2 separate regions of the Homo sapiens genome follow, and region 1 is linked to region 2. The links are chromatin loops, found by intact Hi-C in ENCODE. Cell type or tissue: IMR-90. All regions are shown on one strand. Links, peaks and the distances in the headings refer to the core of each region. The heading gives the core; the rest is flanking DNA. Region 1 has its middle 240 kb from the start of RBBP8. Region 2 overlaps LOC124904265 (a long non-coding RNA gene).

Region 1 (2,919 bases), core at 96-2,595, 130 kb before region 2:
TGTGAATTTCAAATGTGCTGACAGTTGGCCGAAGGTGTCTGTGTGTGGAGTTCATGTCAACTGCATGCTCAGCAAAACATCTTATTGTCAATGGCCCTGGGAAAATGGTCTCTTGTTAGCATCTTTCAATGACAACTACATGAAGGAGTCACTTGAATTTTTCCCTTGTCTAGATGTAGTGACTTGTGACCTAAGGAGTGCTAGTGAGTAGACAGTTATGGCAAACCTAGTTTCACCAAAGGAAGAATCCTCATTCTTTGCCCTAAAAGCTTGCTAGTTATGATGGAATGAATGAATGTAACACTAGCAGAATGCCGGAAGTCTTTAAGATGCCTGGACTGCAGGACCAGAAGCTCAGAATTCTGGGGGTCATAAACGTTTGACTTCTTCAGCGGAGATGGTTACATATGTTTTATTCATAAGACCCGTTGTCCACATTAGGTTATGGTGTTGAGAAGGGTCAACAAGCCTAGAAATATGTATTGTTCAATTCAGTAAATACCTATTGAATTGAATCAAGGCAGAATAGAAGTGTTTCCAGGTGCCTTGTCTTCTCCAAATGACTTTTTTTGTGTGCCTAGTAAGAGAATACTTGAGTTGACATCATGCCAAGTTTCAACCGTTGGTCATATATTTTCTAGATAAATGACTCTCGCTCCCCCTTTGGATTTCAGAGAGGAAAGACTCTCAAATTTGGGATGGGGCCCCAAGGACCTTCTTAAGTAGCGTTGACAAGTCTCCAGATGGGTTAAGGATATTCCTGATGTTAGGCACTGAGAAGTCTAGCCCCACAGTGTGCGCACACACTACCAAATCTTAGAAGACCATTTGTTAACAATATATTTTCATTATATTTTTAAGATTCTTCTTGGGTGGCCAGAATTTTAGCCATCAGCTGTAGGCTGGGATTGGGTGATAAAAACTCCATGCCTTCAATATTAAAACAGAGATTGGAGTCAAAAGAGGATCCATTCATCCTAGTCCCATTCCCTCCCCCTACTCCCTACTCACATGTTTTTATTGCACTCATGATCGCTAGTACTATTTACATTTTAAAGGCCAGTGGGATTTGAAGGCCTGTGCCTATCCATATTCTATATATTGGTACTGGGAGCTTATGTTAGATTTGAATTTTCTTACAAATAAGGCCAGCTGTCTCTGGGTCTGTAATGCTCTTTTAGGATCTTGGGGAAAAAAGGAGCCAGGCTGATATGAAGATTACTCAGCTCCCTTCCCCACCCACAGACATCTCTACCCATTCACTGAATGATTTGCAAGTGAGCTATGAAGAGAACTTCCCCGCCAGAGGTCTTAAACTATACATAAGGATATTTTGCAAGAGCAGCAGAACAGAAACAAGTTCAAAAGGACAGAGGAAAAATGCTCCAAATCTGTGGCAAACAGGATTTCACTGAAATTTACAGGATTCTTTGGATATGCCTTTGATTCATGCACTTATTTCCCAACACTTTGAAACTATTTCAAGTAGTATTAAAATAAATAAAAACTTTTCTCTGTAATGAAAAATTTAAAATGTCTACTTTTATAGACAAATTGAAAAATGACTATTGCTTAAGTTTGTTTTCTTAAGCTGAGTGTTTTTTTAATTGGGGGGATGGTTATAAGAAACTACATTCTCTCTTTCGCTCAACAATAAATGAAAAACACACTTTGTGATTTAGCCAAAGGAAGTTAAAGATGAATCTTTAGGGAGAGGAAGTCATGCAACTGTTATCATGTTAATCTTCCACTGTAAGAGTGGGGCTAAGAGCCAGATTTGCTGTTTATAGCAAATGAACAGAACTTGAATGGTTAAAGAAATCCTCCAGTTCTCAGATCTGGTGCCTGTAAGCCAGCTTGACATGTTTTCTAGTGTCCTTCTCCTTCACACATACTAAATACTTGAAGTGACTAGAGATGAAAGTTGGGTTATTAGATATGAAATGCCTCCTCATTTATTCCTCTTCAGTAAATGTCTCTGTGTAATCATGACCATAAGCCACCACGAAATTGCATTTCTATGTTAGTTTTACTGGACAATTCTCTCTTCTTAGTCTCTGCCTCAATTTTCTAATCTATTAATGGGAACAATGAAAGGCAAATGGAAGGGGGCATGTGATGACTTTAGTTTGGCATGGAAGCAGGGATGTGGATTAAGTGGTAGGAAAGACCTTTCCCATTTTCTATTTAATTCTAAGCTTCGTTATTTGTTTGAGTGTCTTTGAAATTCCTCTTTCATTGGGTCTCAGTTTCTTTCTTTGAGTTGAGTTCAATACCTTAGCTTAGTGATGATAATGTAAGAATACTTTTTTAATGGTTGAATTATCCTAAGATGAAAGGCATGATTAATAAAGAAGAGAGTAATTTGGGGGAACACTAAGAGAGATGATGGCATATTGGAAGAAAGTAGTCTGGGAGGCTAGCATTCTAGTTTCTACTAGTAACTTGCAGTGAGTTTTCAGTAGATCTCTCAATGGCTCCAAATTGGTTTTCTCAAAGTGACATGATAAAGTTATAGCAAATGACCTCTAAGAGCCTTGAAAGATTCAATTGAATTGGCATTATTCTGCCTTCCAGCTCTTGGTTCACCATAATTTTGTTTTTTGATTCATTCAGCAGATGTCCACTAAATGTGTACCATGTGTCAGGCCTGTTCTAGTAGGTAGAGATTCTGCAGTGAACAAAACTGACAAAGGTCATCTCCTATGGAGCTTACAGTCTAGTGTGCATAGATAATCAGTATAGAAACAAATGTATATGTCAGTGGCAAGAGATGTTATGGAGAAAACAAAGCACTGTATTTGAATAGGGGCTGGCAGTGATGGGGAAGGCAGAACTCTCCTATTTAGGGTGGTCAGGGAAGGTCTCTTTCATAAGGTACCATTTGGACAGGGTCTTTAAGGAAGTGAGGAGTCAGGG
Region 2 (2,919 bases), core at 230-2,729:
TGATTAGTGTGGTGCCAGAGGGGAAAGCAGAAAATCCAACATCTGACTCAAAAAGGGCCAGACCTCTTCTCAGGGAAGACCGCGGGTGTCAGGGAAGAGGATCTGGCCCGCGCCCCGGAGCGGAGCGCCGGGCGTCGGCGTCTGCGGAGCCTGCACCAGGGCCTGTCACGGGAAGAGTTATGAAAAGTGCACGCGTTCTCAGAGACGATTACCCTCTTGCCCTCCACGCCTCCTTCCCAACCTCCCCTTCCACTCCCTGCTGCCCCCACTGGAACTCAAAGCATGATTAAAACAGAGAAACCTATAACGGGGATGAAATGACCCTCAAATGACTGCTTAATTACAGCGAAATGAAAGCCGGGGGGCTACAAATAACCAGGAACTGTCCCGGCTGTCACTGAAGAGGAGCCTGCGCATGAGTCATGAGTCATGAATTAGCCACTAAGTGTTCGCCGCCAGCCCCCGGCCGCCCGCCTCTGCCCTGCCCGAGCCGGGCTCGCCGGCCCTCCACGCCTGGCCCCACAGAGTCCCCCGCCCCCGCGGGCGTCCGGGCCGGGTCGGAACCGGGCGGTTGTTGTGATTCCCAGGGTTCCCCAGTCGCCCCCGGCCGCCCGGTGGGTCGCTGGGTCGGGGAAGGCTCCCAGGCTGCGCAGGAGACAGGCTGACTGAAGGAGCGCAGCCAGCGCGGCTGCAGATAAGTTAATGTACACAGAGAGGATGTAAATTACCACGACCCGCAGCAGCAGGACATTGGCCAGGGCCCTGTCAGGGAGAGGACAAGCGTCGGGGGCTGCGCGCTCGCTGACACCCACCCGGGATGGAGCCGCCAGGCGGCCCGGCCGGGGAGGACCTCTTGGAGCCAGGCTTTCCTTGAAAACAGCTGCGTGTCCCTGACACCTCCAAACTAATGCATTTTTAATCAGAGGAATTAGCTCTAGGCGTCCCATATTTTTCCAACCTCCCCCCACCAACCCCTGTCTCTTCCAGCCACGTCCCCCTCCCCGCCCCTAGGTTAGGGACTGGCAGTCCCATTCTGTTTCTTTATCGGGACTCTGCAGAGTCCCCCGCTGCCCCTACACCCCCGAGACCAAACCACTTTTAAAAAAAAAATCTCCCTCCCCACCCCCATCCTCCCACCAGCCCTCCTCCACCGCCGGGTTCGCTCCAATGCAACTTTCGCCCCCACCCTTCCCTCTGTTTATACAGTGACATCACAGCCCCTGGCTCTCTCCAAGACTCAAAGAAAACAGAGTTCAAAAAGGCAAACAGGAAAGCCCGCCGGTCGTGGGCACGGGGTGAGATTCGGTCCACCCGCGGCGGACCGCGCAGACGCGCATGTGCGCGCACCTCGGTGTGAGCCCGTCTCCACTGGGACATCCTCGGGAAAGGGCTGCCCAGGCCGTGCTCCCCGTCAGCCCCGGGGAACTCAATTCCCTTAGGGAATTGAAAAATGTCCAGTAGTCACATAAAAGAAAGTGAAAAGGTAAAACAGGTGAAATTAATTTTAACAATATATTTTTAATCTGATATATTCAAAACATTATTTCAATATGTAATCAATATAAAAATTATAAATGAGATATTTCATATATTTTTTCACAGTGAATCTTCGAAAAATTACACTCACAACACATCTCAATTCAGACACAAATTTTTCATTGGAAATACTTGATCTGTAGTTACATTTCATAAAACTTAGAGTTGAAAAAATTGATTCACATACTCACATTGTTCCAAAAATATTTAAGCATTTTTCAATAACTGAATCCAGTGTTAGTTCTTAAGTGTGAATTTACACTAATGTGAAATAAAATAAAATTTGAATTAAATGAGAATTTGGAGTTAAATAAAAAATTAAGTTTCTTTGTTGCCCATTTTAAATTCCTAACAGCCACTTGCAGCTAGCGGCTATCAGATTAAACAACAGGGATAGAGAGTAATAGAATCTCCAAACTTCAGCTCTTGTTAACATAAAGTGGAGATAATAGTATCTACTTTATGTAGGCTTGTTGTAAGAATTAAATGAAATACAGTAGAACAATGTATATTAAGTACTCGGTACAGGGCCTAGCACATAGTAAGTACTCAATAATGAAGGTAACTCTGAGAATTATTTCTCCACTTTGATTATTTTTGCACCCCCACCCCCCATCCTTAAACTCAGCGATTCATACTTCCTTCCTCCAGAACTTGCTCTTAGGAAGGATTGTTACATGAATTCGCAATAAGCTGCCAAAAATGAACAGAGTATTCAAACACTCAAGTGTCCTTCCGTCCCTATTTATTAGACACCCCTTTCACCCACAACATGCCTTCAGCTTCATTACTGTCTGTGCTGGCCACTCCAGATTTTATACATAGAACAGGTCTTCAATGGTATCTCTCCAGCTACCTAGTAAAGATCTTGCAAAGATATTTTTAACCCAATCCACCAAAACCTGAATTGATGCGTATCATCCCTCATGTGCCTCTCCTGTTCCCGCATTGGGTGGTGTTGCCATTCCCTTGAAAGCCTCAGCCAAACTCTGGCAGTCATTAGAGGTTCTTCTTCTTCCTTCATTGTTCCCCTCACCACATCCCCTTAGGCAATCACTAAGTCTTACAAATTCTACTCCTAAACACCTCCCAAATCCATTGATGTGTCTCATTGTCGACTGTTATCCTTCACTTAGATGTTGTAACTGGTCTTTCTACCTCTGCTTTGCCCCCCTTCAATTCATTCTTCGTGCTTCAGCAAGAGTAACTTTTCTAAAGCGTGAATCCAATTATGCAACAAGCCTGCTTAACACTTAAATGACTTTTGACTCTTCCACAGGGCCTATGAGGTCCTTATGGAGTTTCCTTGCTTAACCCTTTTTTCCTGTCTTTTAAAAAACCGCCTTTACCGCCTTAACCATCCCCCTCCTGCCCCCAATTTCC

The links. Peaks named below come from ENCODE experiments on the same cell type or tissue, not always from the same donor. Only the 100,000 strongest peaks of a DNase experiment are listed, where the experiment ranks them.
Region 1: a loop joins it to region 2, with 13 times the contacts of the local background. A loop is called at or near these places in 20 of 110 quality-filtered maps.

What each region holds. Positions count from the first base shown.
Region 1 is chr18:22,690,952-22,693,870 of GRCh38, reverse strand. No RefSeq gene overlaps it. Among named protein-coding and RNA genes, the nearest start is that of RBBP8, 240 kb to the left of the region's middle. In IMR-90, for the core only: no CTCF peak of the experiment used is centred there; a DNase peak (open chromatin) is centred at 1,300; H3K27ac peaks cover 1,577 bases.
Region 2 is chr18:22,557,445-22,560,363 of GRCh38, reverse strand. All of the region lies in intron 2 of LOC124904265 (a long non-coding RNA gene), which reads right to left. Among named protein-coding and RNA genes, the nearest start is that of CTAGE1, 140 kb to the right of the region's middle. In IMR-90, for the core only: no CTCF peak of the experiment used is centred there; a DNase peak (open chromatin) is centred at 1,213; H3K4me3 peaks cover 1,267 bases; H3K27ac peaks cover 1,226 bases.